Regions from separate parts of the Homo sapiens genome. Here regions 1 and 3 are each linked to region 2. A link is a loop called in an ENCODE intact Hi-C map of the cell type or tissue named here. Cell type or tissue: mammary epithelial cell. All regions are shown on one strand.

Region 1 (8,000 bases), 780 kb after region 2:
TGATTTTCCTATTTTTTTTTTTTTTTTTTTGGAGACAGGATCACTCAGCCTCTGTCACCCAGGCTGGAGTGCAGTGGTGCGATCTCGGCTCACTGCAACCTCCGCTTCCTCAGGTTCAAGCAATTCTCATGCTTCGGCCTCCTAAGTAGCTGGGATTACAGGCGCACACCACCACGCCCAGCTAATTTTTGTATTTTTAGTAGCGTTGTGGTTTCATCATGTTGGCCAGACTGGTCTCCAACTCCTGACCTTAAGTGATCCTCCCACCTTAGCCTCCCAAAGTGCTGGTATTACAGGCATGAGCCACTGAGCTCGATCTGACTTTCTGTATATAAAATGATGTCAACTGTGAATAAAGGTAGTTGTACTTCTTCATTTCCAATCTGGATCCTTTTTTTTTTTGCCTTATTTCCCTGGCTAGAGCCTCCTATATAATCTTGAGGAAGTAGTGAGAGTAGACATCATCGTCTTGTTGGAAGTATAATTGACAAATAAAAATTATATATATTGTCAAGGTGTACAACATGATCATTTAAGTATACATATATGTGAAACAATTGCCACAATCAAGTTAATAAACACATCCATCCATCACCTTACATAGCTCTATGTGTTGGGGGGTTGGGGGGCGGTGAGGACACTTAAGATTTACTCTCTTGGCTGGGCACGGTGGCTCACGCCTGTAATCCCAGCACTTTGGGAGGCTGAGGCGGGTGGATCATGAGGTCACGAGATTGAGACCAGCCTGACCAACATGGTGAAACCCCGTCTCTACTAAAAAAAACAGAAAAATTAGCTTGGCGTGGTGGCATGCGCCTGTAATCCCAGCTACTCAGGAGGCTGAGGCAGGAGAATTGCTTGAACCTGGGAAGCGGAGGTTGCAGTGAGCTGAGATCACGCCACTGCACTGCAGCCTGGTGACGGAGCGAGACTCTGTCTCAAAAAAAAAAAAAAAATTTACTCTCTTGTCCTTGTCCTTGCCATGATCAGGACTAAAAAATAGAAAATAAAAAAAGATATACGGCCGGGCATGGTGGCTCATGGTGGCTCATGCCTGTAATCCCAGCACTTTAGGAGGCCAAGGGGGGTGGGTCACAAGGTCAGGACTTTGAGACCAGCCTGGCCAACATAGTGAAACCCCATCTCTATTAAAAATACAAAAAATTAGCTGGGCATGGTGGCGGGCACCTGTAATCCCAGCTACTTGGGAGGCTGAGGCAGAAGAATCGCTTGAACCTGGGAAGCAGAGGTTGCAGTGAGCCAAGATTGTGCCACTGCACTCCAGCCTGGGTGACAGTGTGACACTCAGTCTAAAAAAAAAAAAAAAAAATTTCCTCTGGTAGCAAATTTCAAGTATATAATACAGTATTAACTATAGTTACCATGCTGTATATTAGCTCCCCGGGATTTATTTGTTTTTCTAATTGAAAGCTTGTACTCGGCTGGGCATGGTGGCTCACGCCTGTAATCCCAGCACTTTGGGAGGCTGTGGGGCAGGGCGGGTGGATCACCTAGGTTAGGAGTTCAAGACCAGCCTTGCCAACCTGGTGAAACTCCATCTCTACTAAAAATACAAAAATGTAGCTGGGCATGGTGGTGGGTGCCTATAATCTAGCTACTCAGGAGACTGAGGCAGGAGAATTGCTTGAACCTGGGAGGTGGTGGTTGCAGTGAGCTGAGATTGTACCATTGTACTCCAGCATGGGCAACAAGAGTGAAACTCTGTATCAAAAAAAAAAAAAAGAAAGAAAGAAAGTTTGTACTCTTTGACTAACTTCTCCCCATTTCCCTTTTTCTGATCTTAGGGAAAAGTCATCCCATTTTTTACCATGAAGTATACTGTTAGGTGTGGGTTTTTCATAGATGCTTTTTATTAGATTAGGGAAGTTCTCTTCTATTCCCAGTTTAGGGGTTTTTATATGAAAGAATGTTGAGTTTTGTCAATGCATTTGATATGATGTATTACACTTACTGATTTTCAGATATTAAACCAACTTCATATTCTTAGGATAGATCCAACTTAGTCATAGTTGCTGTCCTGTCTCAGCCTCCCGAGTAGCTGGGATTACAGGCACGCACCACCACGCCTGGTTAATTTTTGTATTTTTAGTAGAGACTGGGTTTTGCCACATTGGCCAGGCTGGCTGGTCTCGAACTCCTGACCTCAGGCGACGCTCACCTCGGCCTTCCAAAGTGCTGGGATTACAGGCATAAGCCACCACGACTGGCCTATATATTTATTTTAAAGAGAAGGGGTATTGCTATGTTGCCCACGCTAGCCTTGAACTGGGTTCAAATAATCTTCCTACCTCAGCCTCCCTAGTAGCTGGGACTATATAGTCATGCACCACTAGGCCTGGCAAAAAAATTTTTTTTTTTTTGGTATTGTCAGGGTCTTGGTCTGTAACTCTTACCTTTCAGTGCTCTTACTTTTTTTTTTTTTTTTTTTTTGAGACAGAGTCTAGCTCTGTTGCCCAGGCTGGAGTGCAGTGGCACAATCTCAGCTCACTGCAACCTCTGCCTCCCGGGTTCAAGCGATTCACCTGCCTCAGCCTCCCGAGTAGCTGGTATTACAGGTGCCCACCACCACGCCCAGCTAATTTCTGTATTTTTAGTAGAGATGGGGTTTCATTGTGTTGGCCAAGCTGGTCTCGAACTCCTGACCTCAGGTGATCCGCCCACCTCGGCCTCCCAAAGTGCTGAGATTACAGGTGTGAGCCACCACCTCCGGCCCACTATTATAGCCTCCTGAGTAGCTGGGATTACAGGCACGCACCATCTTGCCCGGCTAATTTTTGTATTTTTGTAGAAACAGGGTTTCACCAGTTGGCCAGGCTGGTCTTGAACTCCTGACCTCAGGTGATCTGCCCGTCTTGGCCTTGCAAAGTGCTAGGATTACAGGTGTGCGGCCCCGCGCCTGGCCATTTTTTATTTTCTGTATATAATGATGTTTTGAAATCTGAAAAAACTTTTCTGTCTAGGGTGATTGCCCATGCCAGGGCTAGCCAATTCTTTTTTTTTTTTGAGACAGCATTTCACTCTTGTTGCCCAGGCTAGAGTACAATGGCGCAATCTAGGCTCACTGCAACCTCCGCCTCCCGAGTTTTTAAAGGGGTTTTCCTGCCTCAGCCTCTTGAGTAGCTGGGATTACAGGCGCCCACCACCACGCCCGGCTAGTTTTTTGTATTTTTAGTAGAGATGGGGTTTCACCATCTTGGCCAGGCTGGTCTTGAACTCCTGATGTCAGGTGATCCACCTGCCTTAGCCTCCCATAGTGCTGGGATTACAGGCGTGAGCCACCACTGTGCCCGGCTTTTTTTTTTTTTTTTTTTAAGACAAAGTCTCACTGTGGCCCTGGCTGGAGTGCAATGGTGCCATCTTGGCTCCCACCTGTAACCACCACCTCCCAGATTCAACTGATTCTCGTGCTTCAGCCTCCCGAGTAGCTGGGATTACAGGTGCATGGGACCGGGACTGGCTAATTTTTGTATTTTCAGTAGAGTCAGGGTCTCACCATGTTGGCTAGGCTGGTCTCAAACTCCTGACTTCAAGTGATCTGCCTACCTCAGCCTCCCAAAGTGCTGGGATTATAGGCATGCCCTACTGTGTTCAATCCCAATTATTTATTTTATTTTACTTTTTTGAGACAAGCTCACCAAGTTACCCAGGCTGGAGTGCAGTCGTGTGATCATGGCTCACTGCAGCCTCAAACTCCCAGGCTCAAGCTATCCTCCCACCTCAGCCTCCCAAGTAGCAAGAACTACAGGTGCACATCACCAAGGCTAATTTTTTTTTTTTAAATCTTTGAGACGGAGTTTCACTCTGTCGCCCATGCTAGAGTGCAGTGGCGCTATCTCAGCTCACTGCGACCTCTGCCCCCAGGGGTTCAGGAGATTCTCCTGCCTCAGACTCCTAAGTAGCTGGAATTACAGGTATGCACCACCACACCTGGCTAATTTTTGCATTTTTAGTAGAGAGGGTGTTTTGCCATATTGGCCAAGTTAGTCTCGAACTCTTGACCTTAGGTGATTCGCTTGCCTCAGCCTCCCAAAGTGCTAGGATTACAGGCATGAGACACCAAGCTCAGGCAATTTTTATGGTTTTGTAGAGACGGTGTTTTGCCATGTTGCCCAGGCTGGTGCCAGTTAAAGATAGCAAAGAACTCAGCTGAGAGCATGCTTTCTATATGCAAACTAACCAATCCAGAGCCCCATGGCCTCTATCTATACCCATGCACCAGGCCTTAACCATTTACTCTGCCCTGTCGTTCTACAAAATCCCAATAAAGGCTCTAGCCTTGGTTTCCCAAGCTAGAATTCAAACCCAATTCTAGCTTCTGCCACCTGACCCAAACCTGGTGCTTCCCCTGTGACCCTGCATGGTATGCAGTGACCCCCTCTTCAGGACCTGTAAGTATAATTATCTATTTTCCTGTGCATCTCCTTTATCTCCTCTTGTGGCCACACCTGACTCATAATCACATAAAATAACACGGAACACAGGTACTGGAGGATAAATACCGCAGAGTTTTTGCCCAGTGGTTCACATAATGGGGACCCCAGACTAGCAGCATAGGTACCACCTGAGAATTTGTTAGATGAAAAGGTTAATCTTTGGTCGGGCACGGTGGCTGACTCCTGTAATCCCAGCACTTTGGGAGGCCAAGGCGGGCAGATCACCTGAGGTCAGGAGTTCAAGACCATCCTGGCCAACATGGCGAAACCCTGGTCTCTACTAAAAATACAAAAATTAGCTGAGCATGGTGGTGGGTGCCTGTAATCCCAGCTACTCAGGAGGCTGAGGCAGGAGAATCACTTGAAACCAGGAGGAGGTTGCAGCGAGCCGAGATCGCACCATTGCACTCCAGCCTGGGCAACAAAGTGAGACTCCATCTCAAAAAAAAAAAAAAAAAAGTTAATCTTTGAGGTCAAATTTGGGTTTGAATTCTAGCTCCACACTAATCCTACCCTGCAGCAATGTCGTGAGGACTAAAAGAGATTCAATGAGATCACGTAAATAATTCTACTACTGAAACCACCTTTGCAAAATTATGACTGAGACAGTGAAAGAGATCTAACTTAACTGACTCCATCTTGCTTCTAACCTCCAAGTTATCTTTGTTCATTCCTGGGCGTAGGCTGAACTAACTTTGGGAGAAACTTAGTTTACAGTTTAAAACAAAGACAGAGGCTGGGTGTGGCGGCTCACCCCTGCAATCCCAGCACTTTTGGAGGCTGAGGTGGGCGGATTACGAGGTCAGTAGATCCAGACCATCCTGGCCAACACGGTGAAGCCTGGTCTCTACTAAAAATAAAAAATTAGCTGGGTGTGGTGACGGGTGCCTGTAATCCCAGCTACTCAGTAGGCTGGGGCAGGAGAATTGCTTGAACCAGGGAGTCAGAAGTTGCGGTAAACTGAGATAGCGCCACTGCACTCCAACCAGCCTGGGCGACAGAGCGAGACAAAACAAAATAAAACAAACAAAGACAGTAATGGCCCTTTCCCAAAGCACTTCTCCTTCTTGCCTGGATTGCCTTTGTAGGACGAACATTAGCCACAAGATTAGAAAATACAGTTTAGGATTCATGCAGCCGGAGACTACAAGATTCTGACCCTCCCTAAACTGCTCCTAAAATCAGTGCTTGAGATATTTTGAAGACCCTGCTCTTGATGGATCAGCTGACACTACCCAGATGGATAAACTGGCTCATCTGATCTTGTGGCCTCCACCCAGGAACAGAAGACACCTTCGACTCCCTATGATTTCACCTCTGACCAATCAGAACTCCTGGCTCACTGGATTCCCCCTACCCACCAAGTTGTCCTTAAAGACTCTGCTTCCTGAATGCTTGAATGCTCGGATGCTCGGGGACACTGATTTGAGTAATAATAAAACCCCAGTCTCCCGCACAGCCGGCTCTGCGTGAATTACTTTTTCTCTATTGCAATTCTCCTGACTTGATGAATCCAGATCTCGACAGTGGTCAAGGTGAAAGCCATCGGGTAGTTACACTACTAGGTCAGGATTTCCACGATCTTTTCTTTCCCATTGCCATTGTGAACCCCAAATATCTGAGGCAGGTCTCAGTCAATTTAGGAAGTTTATTTTGTCCAAGTTAAGGACGCGCGTCCTTGACACAGCCTCAGAAAGTCCTGACGACATGTGCCCAAGGTGGTTGGGGCACAGCTTGGTTTTATACATTTTAAGGAGACATGAGACATCAATCAATATGTGTAAGATAGACATTGATTCCGTCTGGAAAGGTGGGACAACTCAAAGTGGGCAGGACGCTTCCAGGTCATAGATGTTAAGAGACAAATGGTTGCATTCTTTTGAGTTTCTGATTAGCCTTTCCAAAGGAGGCAATCAGATGTGCATTTATCTCAGTGAGCAAGGGGATGACTTTGAGTTCTGTCTGTCCTTTGTCCACAAGGAAATTCCCTGTGAGGGTGGTATGTAGCTTTTTAATCTTAGTAGCTATTTTTTTTTTTAAGGAATAGAATGAAAGGCAGGGGCTGGGTGGGGTGGCTCATGCCTGTAATTCTAACACTTTGGGAGGCTGAGGCCAGTGGATCACCTGAGGTCAGGAGTTCAAGACCAGCCTGGCCAACACGGAGAAACCTCGTCCTACTAAAGATACAAAAATTAACTAGGCGTGGTGGCATGTGCCTGTAGTCCCAGCTACTTGGGAGGTTGAGGCAGGAGGATCCCTTGAACCCAGGAGGCGGAGGTTGCAATGAGCAGAGATTGCACCACTGTACTCCAGCCTGGGTGACAAAGCAAGACTGTCAAAAATTTAAAAAAATGAAAATAAAAAGAAAGAAAATCAGGTTTTCAAGTAGTTCCCAGCTTGACTTTTCCCTTTGACTTAGTGATTTTGGGGTCCCAAGATTTATTTTATTTTCCTATCACACCATAATATAACAAAAGCTTCTACCTGTTTTCTCATTATTTTATTGTAACTACCAGAGGCTTAAATTACTTAAACTACTCATTTTAGCAATTATTGGGAAGGAAAAATGCACAAACAGGAATAGGAATAGAAAAATGAGGTTGCATGGTATTTCCAAGAAAAAGAGAAATTCAGTATGAGATCATTTTTCAAGGTACTCAGAAAAATTATTTGACATACCACCCTGAATGCTGGTGTATGCTCAAAGCCTGCAATGATAGCAGTTTTTAAAAAAATCACTGAAAAGTCTGGGCGTGGTGGCTCACGCCTGTAATACCAGCCCTTTGGGGGGGCCGAGGCAGGCAGATCACCTGAGGTCAGGAGTTCGAGACCAGCCTGGCCATCATGGTGAAACCCTGTCTCTAATAAAAATACAAAAAGGCCGGGTGCAGTAGCTCATGCCTGTAATCCCAGCACTTTGGGAGGTCGAGGCGGGCAGATCACGAGGTTTGGAGATCAAGACCATCCTGGCCAACATGGTGAAACCCTGTCTCTACTAAAAATATAAAAAATTAGCTGGGTGTGGTGGCACGTGCCTGTAATCCCAGCTACTCGGGAGGCTGAGGCAGAAGAACCCTTGAACCAGGGAGTCAGAGGTTGCAGTGAGCTGAGATCATGCCACTGCACTCCAGCCTGGCGACAGAATGAGACTCCATCTTAAAAAAAAAAAAATTGGCTGGGCGTGGTGACGTGCACCTGTAGTCCCAGCTACTGGGGAAGCTGAGGCAGGAGAATCACTTGAGCCTGGGAGGTGGAGTCTGCAGTGAGCTGAGACTGCACCACTGCACTCCAGCCTAAGCAACAGAGCGAGACTCTGTCTCAAAAATAATAATAATAAAAATAAAAATAACTGAAAAAAATCACCATTCTATGTATTTTTTATTTTACTGAGAGAATGCCAATAATCCTTTGAGGTGGGTAGGACAGGCATTACTACCTCCATTTTACAGGGACCTAAAACACAGAGGGATTAAGTGACTTGCCTGTGATTACAAAACTATTTGATGAGGAAGCTGGAATTGAAGTCATGTCAATTAATTACAAATT
Region 2 (8,000 bases):
AGTACCAATTTTCATGTTTCCCAACATTAAGTCCCCAAATGCATCCAGCAGATGGTGCTCTAGGACACCTACTTACAGAGAGTAATATTGTTTATATTACATCCACCTAAATTTTGGCAAGACAAAGAATAAGAATTTATCAGTAGCTTCAGTAAAACATACTAGGCTTCACAATAAAAAGGACATAATTCCTAAATATGTGTACAAAAATATGCATACACATAAGCACATGTGCACAGAGGCAGCCAGTAAATAATTCACACCTGGACATGTTATGATACTACTTTTCTTACAGACTTGATGAGTAGTCTATGTGTATCAGTAGTATTTATAGTCACATGGCAAGATCATTCTAAATTCATTAAAAAAAATTTAGAATGCCTTAAAGTTAGAATTCATTTTTAATTATAGCAGGAATGTCTCATTAGGGTGATACTAGTAAAATTAACAACAGTAGGATTTACGGTAATGACTTAAGTGATTGATGAGCGTATAACAAAATGAAGTTTTAGACAGAGAAAAAGCAGGGCAGCTATGGCATACAGTACTTTAAAAAACAGCTCTGTGGTCTGTTAGTGCTAGCCTTATGGTTAATAAAACCTTCTTTCTAATTAACGGTGCTGAAATATTCTTAAAGAACAGAATCTTGTTGTTATGAAGAAAAGTTAGGTTTTTTTCTCAGTAGACGCCAATCCCATAAAGGAGAAAGCTGACATAGATTAGCATGTCTGATTGCAATGAGGAAAAGAAAAAAAATGCCACCTTTCAATCAAATCAAAACCAGAATGCGAGAATGGAAAATGTATTACTGAAATACTACACACACAAATCTGTGCAACACCCTCACAGTTAGCAACCATTTGCTTCTGAAGCTGATCGAATGTGGCTTTAAAAGATATTATTCAGATATCTAAAAATACCTAATAAACATTTAATTTTTTAAATCCATGTTTATGAATATAAAAGTGAATAAATAATAACTGTTTTGTATATATTCATCTTGCTTATCTAAATAAGATCATGTCAAAGTTTAAAGTATTTATTTATCAATGGAATGCACTGGGGAACATTTTCTCCAAAATTTAAAAATGTACAGTCTGGAGAGCATTATTCTGAAGGTGAAATAACTATCTCAGGAAAAGCACTTTGGTGACAAGGCTCAGTCCTAAAACACAGAGTACTAGGACAAGGAGAGAGAGATGCCATGCTTTCATGTACAAAACATCTCTCAGTGAAATATTCTTGGTTAATTTCATTTTTTAAATCCCTAATTAAATGGAATCCTATATTCATTTTTCTTCTCATTGAAAAAACTGCATTCCACAGGAGATAATTATTACAAAACAATAGAGTCAAAGATGAAAAACTATCTGGTATACAGGAAAATAAGCCTTTTGCTATGTAGTCTAGGCAGGCTTCATAAAACATTTACACTTTTTAAAGCCCCAAATTACAGTATTTATAGGTTTTACACTTGATCTTAGCCAAAAGGCTGAGAAGCGATGTATTTATAGGTTTTATCCAGTTTGAATTAGCCTGAGATTGCCAAAGCAGTATGTATATTAATATTAGATAATATGATATTTTTAAAACTTTGTCATACAGCTATCAACTTTACATATAACATCAATATTAGATATGGAAAAAACAGTGTATGTAGGCTTATGACCCTAGAAAGTAAAATGACTACCTATTCCCATGATTTTTTAAATAAAAAAACCCTGAGATAGACCTATAAAATGCAGAAAAAGCAATAACCTGGTTTTCTTTTATCTATTTTCCCTTCAAGAAAGAAAAAGTCTACAATAAAAAATTTAAAGTTGAGGTATTAATGTGCATTTATAGAACATATTGCAATTATATGTATATACACGCTTCACCACTTCTTAAAGGTCATTTACATTGTATCTAAGAGGTACAATATAGGAATACACATAACCTAAAACCCTTCATCTGAAAAGCTCTGACTTCAGCAGCTGCATTGTGGAACCATCAATGAGCCAGAGGCTTATAAAATCCGAACCAGCTTGCATGAATGTTTGAAACAGTTTACACACGGTAACAATGTCTTTGTTTTTGTTTGTCATTTTCTTTTGAAAAGCGTAGATTGCATTTTCCATTTTTCTATTCTAATATGTGTAAATTCTCATTATAAGAAAAAGTGCCTATTTGTCTTTCTCCTGGATTCATCTTTCAAAGCTGAAGCAAAATTAAATCGGGGCATCAGACATTATACAGGGGCTTGAAAGGATAAGGTTCACTTTGAGAAAGGTAATTTAATTCAGTCAAGATACATTACAATTTTCTAAAATTTTTATTAGATGTGCTGTTATATTATTCTTTTATTGTTTTTCTTTTCATTGCTAGCATTACTAGGAGGTAATGTCCACCATACTGCAGACAATGAGAGGGTATAGATGAAGTACGCTATGAAAAATATAACATTATAATATTTACTCTAATGCCAACAAGATGGTGTTTTGTGGTGATTTATTTGCTCTAATCATCCTGTGCTTCTGATAACACCTTAACTCAGTTCTGTTGTTGCTTTCATTTTACAGACAAGACAGAAGGACCACAGCAAAGCTTGGAACTTAGATTTTTTTTTTACTACAAACCCCAGGATTTGTTCAGTCCTACTTAATTCGTTTTTTAAAGGCCATGCATGTAAAAACAATCTCTAGGTTGAGTTACAAAGTATTTAAACATATGAAAATATATTTAAATGTATACATATATCATGATATATATCATACTTTCTTCCTTTGCGAAGAGCTGAAAATTCCTAACTTTAAGGCATACTTAACTTTCTGAAATGCAATAGTAATTACATACAAGTGTAGCTAATAGGTCTTTAGCTGCTTTTTAGAATACACATTGGTAATGACGGTGTATAACATAGAGAACATGATTAAGTAAAATAAAACAAGAAACCAAGAACCCAAATATCTATGTGTGTTCAGATTTCTTTATGTGCATGAAATACCTTACATTTTTAAGGCAAGAAAAAGTTCTTAAATATTTTGAGATAAATAGCAAAATGGTAGATTTATTATCAATTTTAAATATAGGTTTGCCTGAGATAATTGAGTGAATCTCGGTAACTGGATTTACAGAAACCAGAAAAAAGAAATTGAAAGGAGTCACTTATTCTAAGAGGACAGACAGGAAGAAGGACCAGAATATTGTGTTCATGATGAAAAGAACATGGTACTTTTCAAAAGAATATGAAAAACAAAATCCCTGAAATTTGCATCTTTGTAATTTCTATTGTAATTACAGAGATGTCTGTATAAATGTGAAATACATGTACACCTACTCCCCGACATATACACACACTACAATTTGATCACAAAGTCTGTATTATCAATAGCATCACAGGCTTAACATTATTTTTCATATCCTATTTGCATAGGAAATTATCCCTTTTTTGATTAAAACAGGAAATATCTATTAGACGTTCATTGAATAAAAACTGTATTTACCTATCACATCAAAGTCTATAATGTACATAATAAGAAACAGCTTTGAAAAATACTTCACACACACTTCTTTTAACATTATACTAGCATTTGACTAAATGTTTTGAAAAAAAGGTTCATTTTCATACAAATATTATACATTTAAGAACAGCTTTGAGAAGTCAATCCAAGATATGATGGACTTAAACATATTTAGACCATTTCACAATCTGGGGTGGAGTGACAGAGCAAGGACCGGGTATTCAGGTAAAGTCATCAGGAAGAATGTGATCCTTCCTTAACCAAATACATTGCAACTTGCCTTAAATTAAGAAACTGTAAATATTTAAGAGCAGTTAAAATGCTCTACCTTCTGAAGTAAAAATCTAAAGCTATTCTTGCAGGAATTCTACAGTGTTGTCATAATCATTTTAATTAAATTCTCATTTTTCAGGTGGTCCCTTTAATTGTTTTTTCCTACTTCTTAATGTGTTTTTCTAAAGCCATTTCTTTTCTGCAGCTGTGTGCGATTGGTTTTAATGGTAGCTGCTTCCTTTTTTGCCTTCTGTGAATTACAATTTTAAATGGTTACACATTTTTTGTTTTACTGCCTTCAGCATAGTTTCATAAAGATGTTTAAGGCTGTTGGTGAACATTTTCATTTCCCATCTGAAAAACCAAGAGCCAATTTGAGTATTCCACATTGGCCTTTTATGACCTGTTTTATCTTTTTAATACATAAATGAAAGCATAATTTTATCAAGACTAGTTTGTTTCTATGAAATTATTATTTTTATTTTGTTCTTTTAAAATATGAATTCAATAAACAAGGTAATATGTGATTGCTCTTTTATGCTGTATCTTCATGAATAAAAACTACTTTATTTGGTGACAGCTATTTCCAATGAAGAACTAGAATTTTTGGATCATAAGAATAGCCTATAATATGAAACATAAGATTTCATGCTTAGATTTTAATTATCAATGGTCACAAAATTGATAATGAGGCTATTTGGATCATTCTTAAATTATAATAAATAAAAAATACTTGATAATCCTGTCTCACTTTTACCATAACAAAAAGGTAACTTTACTGCAAAATGTTATTCTCTACATCCTTGTAAAAGTTTACTTAAAAAATGAGTCATACTTACTGCCTGGGTTATCTCCAATCCCACTGCATTTTCCATTCCAATACCACAGCAAAAGAGTTGCATCACGTGACCCTGAGAGAATGTAGCAATTTCCCCCAATATATGACTCAGAACGAGCAAGGCAAGTGACGACATCCCAATGGCCAAACACCACTTGGATCAATCTTCCTGTAATGCAAAACAATTTTCTTTAAAAATGCTATTAAAAAAATAAAAATTCTAGTGAACAGATAACTTGTAAAACAACGAAGCTATATGAACTCTGATGGTCATAATTCAGATTTTATAATAATTTGACATGGTCCAACCTAACAGTTTTCTTTGCATGCTAACAAGAACAACAAAAAAACAATTGAAAATTGTTAACATTTTTGAAAGGCATGTGTTAAAACTATTTCAACAAATAATACTTGAGGACCATGGCACTGTATCATTACAAATGGCTTCTATAAATTACAAATGAATCATGTTTACTGATTAAAGCAGGCCCAGGAGAACCCTTTTGGAACCATTTTAACACTTTCTTGAGTTACTCTATATGATTCAAAATTAAACTTAGTTGCTTTTCTGTAAAAGTACTCATAATTTAGATGTCACTAATAAAAACCTATTTCTGATTTACTGAAGATTTAATGTATTTCTTGTTTTAAGTGATCTATACAAAGACAATATAAGACACTTTGGAGAGCTTCTACCTTTTCAAATCAGGATTATATGGAAATTATGATGAAAGAACTAATATATTGTGATTGCAATTTGAGCCAGGTGATTCTTTGTCTTAATTTTCTGATGAAAATTCCTTGAGGGTGAAATCAAGATGGTAATGACTGGGGACAAAGGAGAGGAACCCAGTAAACTTACTATATATCTAGGGCTTCAAACACAGAACAGTTGTTCATGTAAAGGTGTCAGAAAAAAAGTAAAGCCCTCACCCTTTTTTGTTATTTTTATTTATTTATTTTTTTGAGGCGGAGTCTCGTTCTGTCGCCCAGGCTGGAGTGTAGTGGCGCGATCTTGGCTCACTGCAAGCTCTGCTTCCCAGGTTCACGCCATTCTCCTGCTCAGCCTCCCAGGTAGCTGGGACTACAGGCACCCACCACCACCACGCCCGGCTAATTTTTTGTATTTTTAGTAGAGACGGGGTTTCACTGTGTTAGCCAGGATGGTCTCGATCTCCTGACCTTGTAATCCACCCGCCTGGGCCTCCCAAAGTGCTGGGATTACAGGCGTGAGCCACCGTGCCCAGCAGCCCTCACCCTTTAAGAATCTTTGTTTAACCAGATATGGTGGTAGTAATTCACACAAACTTGTCTAAACAATTAAATAGCTGTGACAGACCCCCATTCCATCTTTAGAATTTCTAGCTTACATATTTCCTTTGAAATGTCTACAGAGTCTACAGATGAATGCCATACAATGTCTACCCTTAATATTCAGCATGGCTTTCTTTTTCTTTAAATAAGTTTTTATATTTCGATTATAAAATATAATTCCGATGTTCAAGAAAAAAAGGCTACTAAGCTGAAAATTAAATTAATATGCCTAAATAGGTTATGTGTTTAACCCGTAATACATTGTAAACTTCTTAAAAGGTTAAGGTCCCAAGTACTGGCATATCAAGTGTATTTAACTTTTCAAGATAATAAATATAAGATAATATTTACATTAAATTTTTAAAATTCTTGATTTTAATAAATCTAAGGCTTATTATGAAGGCTGAAAATTTAGAAATAAAATTCTGAAATATTATCTAAATCAGATGGAAAAGTCAAATACATGTTTTCATTCATGAGTGGCAGTCTTGCATATAGCCTACTTCTAATAAATTTAAAATCAGATTCACTTCAATCTCAAGTTGCAAAACTAATATAGTACTTTTTTTCTCCTGTGATTAAGGGAGAGCAGACTTCAAAGCAAGTGTCTCTAGCTGCTAAATGTTCAAGATGTTCACTTTTGAATTTCTTCAGCCTTTTAAGTTGACACCAAAACATTTCATTAAAAAATAAGCTTATATCAATAAAGAATAAAAAAGAATCCAAGACCTTCAAGAACTAAAAAAAATTGAGCAAATTAAATGTGAAATATATAATAATTTTTACTTCATTTCCAATTTACATGACAAACAGAATGTGGAGGTTCAGTGGTAAACTGGCGGGGATCAGATTACACGCAGGCCTTACATAGGATAAGACAAAAGTTAGGTAGCTGAAAGCAGTCTTATTAATAACTAGAAAATCAAAGGTTAAATCCATGTATTTTAACTACTGAAAGAAATACATCATATATACATCATACATCATGAATACATCATATAGTGATGTGATCATAGAGTATATATATGACTTCTGCTTTAGCCTATGCCTAAATGCTGAGAGCACATAAAATATAGGTGTGATTTAAATAGATTATGTATGGGCAGGCTTATTTCAGATTTGAAACCCAACAATCAGTGGGTTGTAGGAGTGAGGAGGAGTGAAATAACTAACCAGGTACTTGAGGTAGACGACATAGAGGAAACCCAGGTGTTCTTAGTGCAGTAGGAGGCTTGCAAAGAACAGCTATTCACTTGGTAACTTAATTTCCAACTCATGTGAGGACAAAGGGAAAAAATGTAGCTGTAAAGGTGGGATGGATTAAATATAGGGGCAGAGTTTTACAAGAGTCACATGGTAATTCTCATGAGTTGAAGTCACTGCTCTGTTTCTCCAATGTCAGTGTAAGGAAACATACATTCAGTCATGGTGGTTCCTTTTCAAAATTTTTAGTGTTTTGATTGTTTTCCAAAAAGTTATCACAATTAGTTTTCATTCAACAAATACTTAGCACCTATTAAGTGCCAAGCATTAGGCCTTCTTACCTGTATACAGTGGTGAACAAATAGACATGGTCCCTGCCCTCATAGCCTTTACAGTCTTGTGGGGCAGACAGTCATTAAACAAACCCAGACTGGTATATAATTATGAATAGGGATGAGTATTATAAAAGAACAAGGTTGGATTAATGACAATAACAAGATAGAACAAATTTACACTGGGTGTCAGGGAAGATCTAAATGAGAGAGTGACATTTAAGCAGTTACATCTAAAGGGTTTTATATGTTAACACAAATTAACTTTATTCTTTACAATTTATACTTTGGGCTCAACTCTGGAAAACATTATTTTTTTAAGTTTACTTTTTCCTGTTCTGGCAGCCTTCCTCAGCAATATTTGTTATTGCTATAAGGTTGAGGTTCACTCCTCCTAAATAAATCACAGCATATAAATACCTGCTGCTCTTTTTGGTAAATTATTTTCTGATAATCTTATAAGTGTTCCTCAACCTTTATTTTTTGTTTCCTTTAATACCAGTCCACCTCTCCACACACTAATATCAAATATTACCA
Region 3 (8,000 bases), 370 kb after region 2:
TGACATGCTGCTACCCATTTTTGAGTACTTCCTTACCTTCTGGCACCACAAGATAATCTTATAGTTGCCCTTTCCTAGCTCTGAAATCAGCCATTTATCCAAAAAGATCTAGTTTTTTAAGTTAACAAATGGCATACAGAAACTAAGATTTGGGAACTAGGTTTGCATTTTATCATTGGTTGTCACTGCTTCTATGTCTTCTCAGGAGACAGGGCTAGGTGATATAAGTATGTATGCTAATTGTGCATACTAACACATGTATATGTAATTGTTTATATCATCTTTCTATGTGTGTACACATAACAATAAATTCACATTGATATTTCATTCCAATCAATCACCACAGGATTCATTCTAGAGTTTCCTCTCCTTATTTGTAACTCCTTTCTCCAAAAGAAAGAAATCTTGCTTTTACTATCCAAAATATATTTACTTATTTGCTCTAATCCTAGGATACATATAAAGGAATTTTAGATTCATTATCTTTCTCCCCCACAATTATTGGAGCAATTATGCTGTTCATTTGTAATGCTGTTAGATTTTCACTTTGTCCCACAACATAGCTGATGTGTGTGTGTGTGTGTGTGTGTGTGTGTGTGTGTGTGTGTGAGAGAGAGAGAGAGAGAGAGACAGAGAGAGAGATTAGGTTCTAAGAGTCCAAAGCATACAAAAGGTATAGTCAGAGAACTGTCACTCCCCTTTCATTGCTTGTACTCTGTTCCCATTCCCCAGTCCTTTCCAGCACATTCTCACCTACCTGCTGCAGATAATCAATATTATTAGTCTATGATTCAACCCTTCCTGTATCTCTTTTTGTACAAATCAACAGCTAACAGTTATTAAGCATTTACATGGTATATGTCAGACACTGTTCTATATGCCTTTCTACATATTAGCTCCTTCACCTTTCACAAGCACCTAAGCTTCAAGAGTGTAGATGCTCTGAAACATCGTTTTCATCTAGGAATCTTTTCCTTTTCGTAGGTGTTCTTGATTGCCTCAGATATACCCAAGAGATATTCATTATAGAATTAGAGAACTAAATAGTACATTGCCAAGTACTAGATTTTGTTCTGATGATAATGATTTAACATGTGATAACAATTTTTATTTCCTCAGGTAGTTAATTCATTACAAATCAGTCACTAAGTACCCATAAAAGTACATACAATTTCTCATTTGTCACATTTATTCTCACAATAGCACAAGGAGACCTGCATGTAGGACAAATAGCATCCTTACTTTACATGAGAAAACTGAAGAACCTATAAACATAAAAAGGACTTCTGTGCTCCCACTAAAACCCTGGTAAGTAAGTTCATAGAAGGCTTGAGTCTTCAGGAAGAAGAGAGAGACAGAGACAAGGGCAGCCAGCAAGAAAGGGAGGAGAGTGAATCAACACAGGGAAAGCAAGGTCTGAAATGAATGCCTGAGTACAGACAACTGACAATAGACAACTATTGCAAATTGTTGATTAGCAAGGCAATATGAAGGAACTGTTTAAGGAAATTAGCAGTGTGTAAAATGCAGCAGAGGATAGAGACAACAAGGTGTAACATTTCTGGGAAATCTGAATGTATAATATAAAGCATTAAAGTACCTTTCTAACATCAATTTCTAGGAATGCTCATTTTGTTAGTCAAAAGCAATTACAGGAAAATCCAATCTTTGACTATTTAAACACAGTGATTTTTACCATTGACCATATTAGGATAAAATGGGGAGCTTCTTAAAAATACTAACTACCAAGCCATTTTCCAGACCAATTAAATCAGAATCCTGGGAAAGGTGTACAGGCGTCAGTACTTTTTTTAATAATCCCATGGTGATTCTAATAGACAGCTATAGTTCAGAACCAACACATCAGTAGTAAACATTGACAAGAAGATGCCCATATGTAATAAAGTTTCGATTTTTTCTTTTTTTTTTTTAGAAGATACTCTCTGTTGACAGTGAACATTCTGCTTTTGCAGAAGTATATACTTACTAAGGTACCATAAACTTCAGAAATGTAAAAGTAAAACTAAGAAAATGTACATCTACAATTTCCTAATGCATTTTTATAAATAATTGTAGAAAAGCAATTTTTCATATATCAATCCTTTAGTATTCTAAAGTTATTATAATTTATTTTTTTTAATTTTTTGATAATAAATACTCCGTATTAAAAATACCCTCTCTGGAAATTTTCCAAATTATCATCTGGATCAGAGATATAAGTAACAACATTCTAAACACACAATGCTATAGGACTGGTTTAGCATGATACCAGGGGAAGCAGAAAATAAAAGGAAATCTAAACTACACTCAAAGCAACAATCTGTTAAATTCTAAGCTACGTGAGGACAGTATCCAAGTCTGTCTATTCTACTGTTATATACTCAGTAATTTGCATAAAGCCTGGCACATAATAGGTGTCCAGTAATTCTTAGTTCCATAACAAATCTATTTTGAAAACTTATTTAGAAATGCATCAACGGAAGGAAGAATGAAAGGAAAGTAGTAAGGAGAAGGGAAGGAAAAGACCCTTGGAATGACGAACAAATGACTGACTGATTTAGTCAGTCATTCTCAAAATGGTGAAGTGGGAGTCAGGAGAGTAGGATTCTGAGTCTTGGCTTTGCCAGAAAACCAGTTGTATACTCTTAAGCAAATCATTTAAGTTCTCCACAATAACTTGCTCATCCATAAAACAAGGAGAGGCATAAATGACTTCTCTCATGACCTACAGTGTTGAAAATCTCTATATATCACTGTATCAGATATTTTGAAGGAAAGTATACATTAATCTAAGTATTATTTTTTAAGACAGAAAAAAATTGACAAGAATTTACTAAACCGAAAATTTTAAGTAAAAGAATTTCTAATTCGGCATATACAACCAAAATTTCTAATTACATATTTGGTGAAAAAAGATAAGTCATTGTATATCCAGCTATTTCATATTTAACTCCAAGTTTTAATTCTCAGTTATCCACAGATAGAGGAATAAAACATAAGGAAAACTCATAACAGGAATTCTCTCAGTATTTTCTCAGATGTATTTTTCCCAGCAAAAGTTAAAAACTAAAGGAAAAGTTGCAAGAACACTTAAAAAAATAAATCCTACATCTAAATTTCCCACCTTGCTTACATTTCAGTACATTTGCTTTATCATGCTACCTCTTAGTCTCTCTTGGCATATGTGTGATAGACATTATTTTTTTTCTGAATCAAATGAGAGTTAGTTACAAATATCATGACACTTCAACCTTTATCTATATTTATTGACTAAGAACAAAGATGTTTTCTTATATAATCACAACACAATTATTACACTTCATAAACTTAGTATTAACAATTCATGTGGTTGGTTTTTAATCCGGGTCCAATCATGTATCACTTTCATACTAATATTTGAATAATATTGTGTTATTTACTAAAAATTAATTATACTTTTAAACAAGATAATTCAATACAAGACAATGAGAGTTATAGGGAGGCTGGACAATGCCAGAAAGAGTCATATATTATGATTTAAGAGGTTAGGTTCCACTTCCCTTTTATTATAACAAGCTGCCATTGGAACCTATCTCCTTAATGGGCTGGGGAGTGATTTTCATATTGTGAGATGCCTTGAGCAGCAGTGAGTAAGAAACCCATGAGCTTTCGATGTCAGCTAGGATGGTTCCTTTTTATCCATTTTATATATTGGGGTTCTAACTAAGAACAGTATTTACAAAAAAAAGTAATTTTTGTGGTGTTTTGGTTTTGGGGTTTTTTTTTTGCATAAAAATGAATTTGAAAACAGGCTAAAGAAGTAAAGGTAAAAATCATTAGGTAAAAGAGTAGGGAAAGGAAAGAGAAATCAAATTCTCAACAGAATAAGAATGATCCTGACCCAAGTATTTCAGAATACAAAAAGTCAAACAGTCACAGCCTTTTATTGTTCACCACAGTTGAAGTAGCAAACAGTAAAGTCTAAAAAAAAAAAAGCTTTATTACTTGAAAAACCAAGAATGCTTCTGAACCTTCATTTATTCCACTGCAAAACAGAAATAATAATATACACTTCACAGGGTTGTTGTGAGGATTTAATGAAATAATGTTTGTAAAGGGCTCAGTAAATCCCTGGCAAATTGTAAACACTCAAAAATAAAAATTAAAAAACATCCTAATACTGTTGGGTGAAGTGGCTCATGCCTGTAATTCCCAGCACTTTGGCAGGCTGAGGCAGGAGGATCACTTGAGGCCAGCAGTTTAAGACCAGCCTGGGCAACACAGTAAGACCCCATCTCGACAAAAAAACTTAATTAGTCGGGCATGGTGTCATGTGCCTGTGGTCCCAGCTACTTGGGAGGCTGAAGGAGGAGGGCTGCTTGAGCCCTGGAGGTCAGGGCTTCAGTGAGCCATGTTTATGCCACTGCACTCCATCCTGGGCAAAAGAGCAAGACCCAGTCTCAAAACGAAAAAACCACAAGAACAAAAACCAAACTAATACCAACTACTAATATTAAGAAGTTGACTGGGTGTAATGGCTCACGCCTATAATCCTAGCACTTTGGAAGCCAAGGTAGGTAGATTGCTTGAGCCCAGGGGTTCAAGACCAGCCTGGGCAACATAGTGAGACTTTGTTGCCCAGAAAGAAAAAAAAAATAGCCAGATGTGGCATGAGCCTCAGGGAGGCTGAGTTAAAAGGACTGCTTCAGCCCAGGAGGTTGATGCTACAGTGAGCTGTGATCTGCACTCCAGTCTGGGTGGCAGAGCAAGACCCTAGCTCAAAACAAAAAAACAAAAAAACAAAACAGAAGTTGCATGATAGTTATGAGTACAGGCTCTAGAGTCAGAATGCCTGGGTTCAAATGTTAACTACTCAATATACTAGCCTTTGGATCTTGGTCAAGTAACAAACTTTTAAAGCTCTAGTTTCTTCATTTGTAAACTTGGGACAATTAATACTACCTATCTCATTGCTCTGTTTTTAAGATACGATGAGATAATCCTTATAAAAATACTTGGCACAGGGCTGGGCGCGGTGGCTCATGCCTGTAATCTCAGCACTTTGAGAGGCCGAGACAGGTGGATCATGAGGTCAGGAGTTCGAGACCAGCCTGGCGAACATGGTGAAACCCCGTCTCTACTACAAATACAAAAAATCAGCCAGGTGTGGTGGCACGTGCCTGTAGTCCCAGCTACTCATGAGGCTGAGGCAGGAGAACTGCCTGAACCCGGGAAGTGGAGCTTGCAGTGAGCTGAGATCCCACCACTGCACTCCAACCTGGGCGACAAAGCGAGGCTCCGTCTCAAAAAATAAATAAATTAATTAAATAATTAATTAAATAAAAATACTTGGCACAGTGTCTGGCTCAAAATTAATTGCTCAGTAAGTATCACCTATTATTCACATCACTATTATTATAATTATTTAAAATACTAGCATATCTAGCCTAGATATTAACATATAAAGCTCTAAATTTTATTTTCTAATTCTTGAATAAACTTTTAGAATCACACAATCTTAGAGGTGAAGAGGACCTTACTATCCAATGAACTTATTTTAATAGTAAGATTGCCCATATATTTGCAGTAAGTTATTTGTGTTAACATCTCCCCTCTTTAAACCTCAAGCTCTATGCAAACAGACTATTACTTTCTTCTCACTTGCAATTTGTCTATAATGAATGTATATGAAAATTATGATCTTATTTTTTTTTAGCTTATTCATTGTCACATAACCAGTTAATGACAACGGCTGAGAATACAAAGGCATCAAACTGCACAGTGCTCTTTCCATAAAATCACACTAATCTTGTATTAGAGAAAGACAACATTTTAAAAAAGCCCTTTTATAACCTCCAAATATATCCTTGTTTATGACCATTTACAGTGAAAAATTATAATCATTGCTTTTTAAGCTATTTATTTATAGTTTTTCACTTTTCTATTTCCCCTATTAGAGAAAAAGTTACATGAAGGCAAGCGATATATTTGTCTTATTCATATTGATTTCTACAGTGCCAAAATGTGCATAGTAAGTGGTATACAGCCAGTACTAAATAAATACGAAAAGAAGAATTGTTCCAATAGGCAGGAGAAACAAAATTTGAAACGTCAAATATCAGCTATTATAACAGCCTACAGGGTCCTGAAGTAGAAGCAGCCCTGTCAACAAACTTCAAGGCTGGGCTAAATTATTGCTGTGGTTCTCAAGTGATTCTCATATTGGGATTTTTTTTTTAAGACTGTTTGGTTTCACTCTAGACCCATATAAAACCATAATATTTTCTCAAATTCCTTAAATAATTTTATTTGCTCCCAACCCTTTGGAATACTTCTGAAAATTTCTGGTTATAGCAAAAATTACTACAGAGACTTAAAAGTTCAAGCACCCCCAAACTACAACTTCTAGTTATCTGCTGAATCTCAAAATTTTCTCATCTACTCAGAACTTAATTGTCAAAGAAAAGTGTTCTTTACAAACAGAAACCAAAATTCCCAAGTCTGTATTATCTATAGTACATCTCTTTTCAGACATACTCTACTTCTATTACACTCCTCTTAATCTCTGAATCAATCTTATCCTTCATAGTTTACAACTAGTTATGATAAAATATTTTGAATTTTATTTTTCAAAATTTATTACTGCTTTGGTTGAAACAAATATTTCTCAGTTCATACAGCATAATGAAAATTTTAAGACTAATAGTTTACCTGACCCCCCAACCCCCAAAAATGATTTCTTTATGACATACTGTAGGTTCAGTACTATGCTAAGAACTACAGAAATAACATAAGGCTAAAATCTTATAATCTACACACAAAACAAAGAAATAGAACTTACTGTCAAGTACTAAATTCTGCAATATAAATTGATTATAAATGCCACAGAAGATAGGAGGAAAGAATATCAAGAAAAACTGGAGACTTGAAGAAAAACTGCATAATGAGACTTGCAGGATATTCCAAAAATGCTACAAATTTTTTAATGTTTCAATGAGCATATGTGCAACAACTTGAATTTATTTTTCAATTTGTTTTTATTTACTTTTGTAATATATTGACTAATGCTGACACTTGGATGCCATAAGTTTATTTTATTCCTTATGTCTTTGAAATTATACAAAAATATTTTACTCAGAATTATAAAAAGCACATATTCAATTTTGAATATGGCAAAACATGTTACTTGCCAATGAAATTATGTGGTTTTTTGCTTTATATTCATTCTTTGAAAATGTAGTTAACCTGGCATGGTGGTTCCCATTTGTAGTCCTAGCTACTCAGGAGAGGCTGAAGTGGGAGGATTACTTGAGCCCAGGAGTTCAAAGTTGCAGTAAGCTATAATCACGCCACTGCATCCAGCCTAGGTAACACGACAAGATCCCATGTCTTAAAAAAAAAAAGAAAAAGAAAAAGAAAAAAGAAAAGAGAAAAGTGTATAGTTCTCTGATTCCCATATGTTCAGTATCAGGCCTGTAATTAGTACATCACAAATATACAAAAGATAATATTCATACATTTTTCTAGCCATTAAAAGTAGAAATAGGCCAGGCATGGCGGCTCACACCCATAATCCTAGCACTTTGGGAGGCCGAGGTGGGCAGATAATTTGAGGTCAGGAGTTCGAGACCAGCCTGGCCAACATGGTGAAGCCCCATCTCTACTAAAAATACAAAAAAATCAGCTTAGCATGGGGCACACACCTGTAATCCCAGCTACTTCAAAGGCTGAGACAGGATAACTGCTTGAACCCAGGATGGGGAGGTTGCAGTGAGCTGAGATCCTGCCACTGCACTCCGGCCTGGGTGACAGAGTGAGACTCTGTCTCCAAGAAAAAAAAAAAAAAAGAAAGAAAAGTACAAATAAGGTTTGACTAATAATAAAAATTCAAATCTAGTGCCATAAGTATGTATAATTATATGACACAACTATACTGTGACCATATAATACATACTACACAAGAAAAAAATGGCTCCTCAGTATCAGTACTGCAATATGCCTCTGTGGTAGAGACAGATCCC

The links. A loop is a pair of places that touch in the nucleus more often than their neighbours do. Peaks named below come from ENCODE experiments on the same cell type or tissue, not always from the same donor. Only the 100,000 strongest peaks of a DNase experiment are listed, where the experiment ranks them.
Region 1: a loop joins it to region 2, with 6 times the contacts of the local background. A loop is called at or near these places in 1 of 110 quality-filtered maps.
Region 3: it touches region 2 in a loop (2.9-fold over the local background); 1 of 110 quality-filtered maps calls a loop at or near these places.

What each region holds. Positions count from the first base shown.
Region 1 is chr4:151,081,854-151,089,853 of GRCh38, forward strand. No RefSeq gene overlaps it. Among named protein-coding and RNA genes, the nearest start is that of RPS3A, 14 kb to the right of the region's middle. In mammary epithelial cell, no CTCF peak of the experiment used is centred here; no DNase peak of the experiment used is centred here.
Region 2 is chr4:150,298,010-150,306,009 of GRCh38, forward strand. LRBA (LPS responsive beige-like anchor protein) reads right to left here. Exons shown (of 57, transcript NM_001364905.1): 53 at 4,616-4,783. Among named protein-coding and RNA genes, the nearest start is that of DCLK2, 220 kb to the left of the region's middle. In mammary epithelial cell, a CTCF peak has its summit at 53 (motif pointing right); a DNase peak (open chromatin) is centred at 4,682; H3K27ac peaks cover 788 bases.
Region 3 is chr4:150,670,434-150,678,433 of GRCh38, forward strand. All of the region lies in intron 37 of LRBA (LPS responsive beige-like anchor protein), which reads right to left. Among named protein-coding and RNA genes, the nearest start is that of MAB21L2, 92 kb to the left of the region's middle. In mammary epithelial cell, no CTCF peak of the experiment used is centred here; no DNase peak of the experiment used is centred here.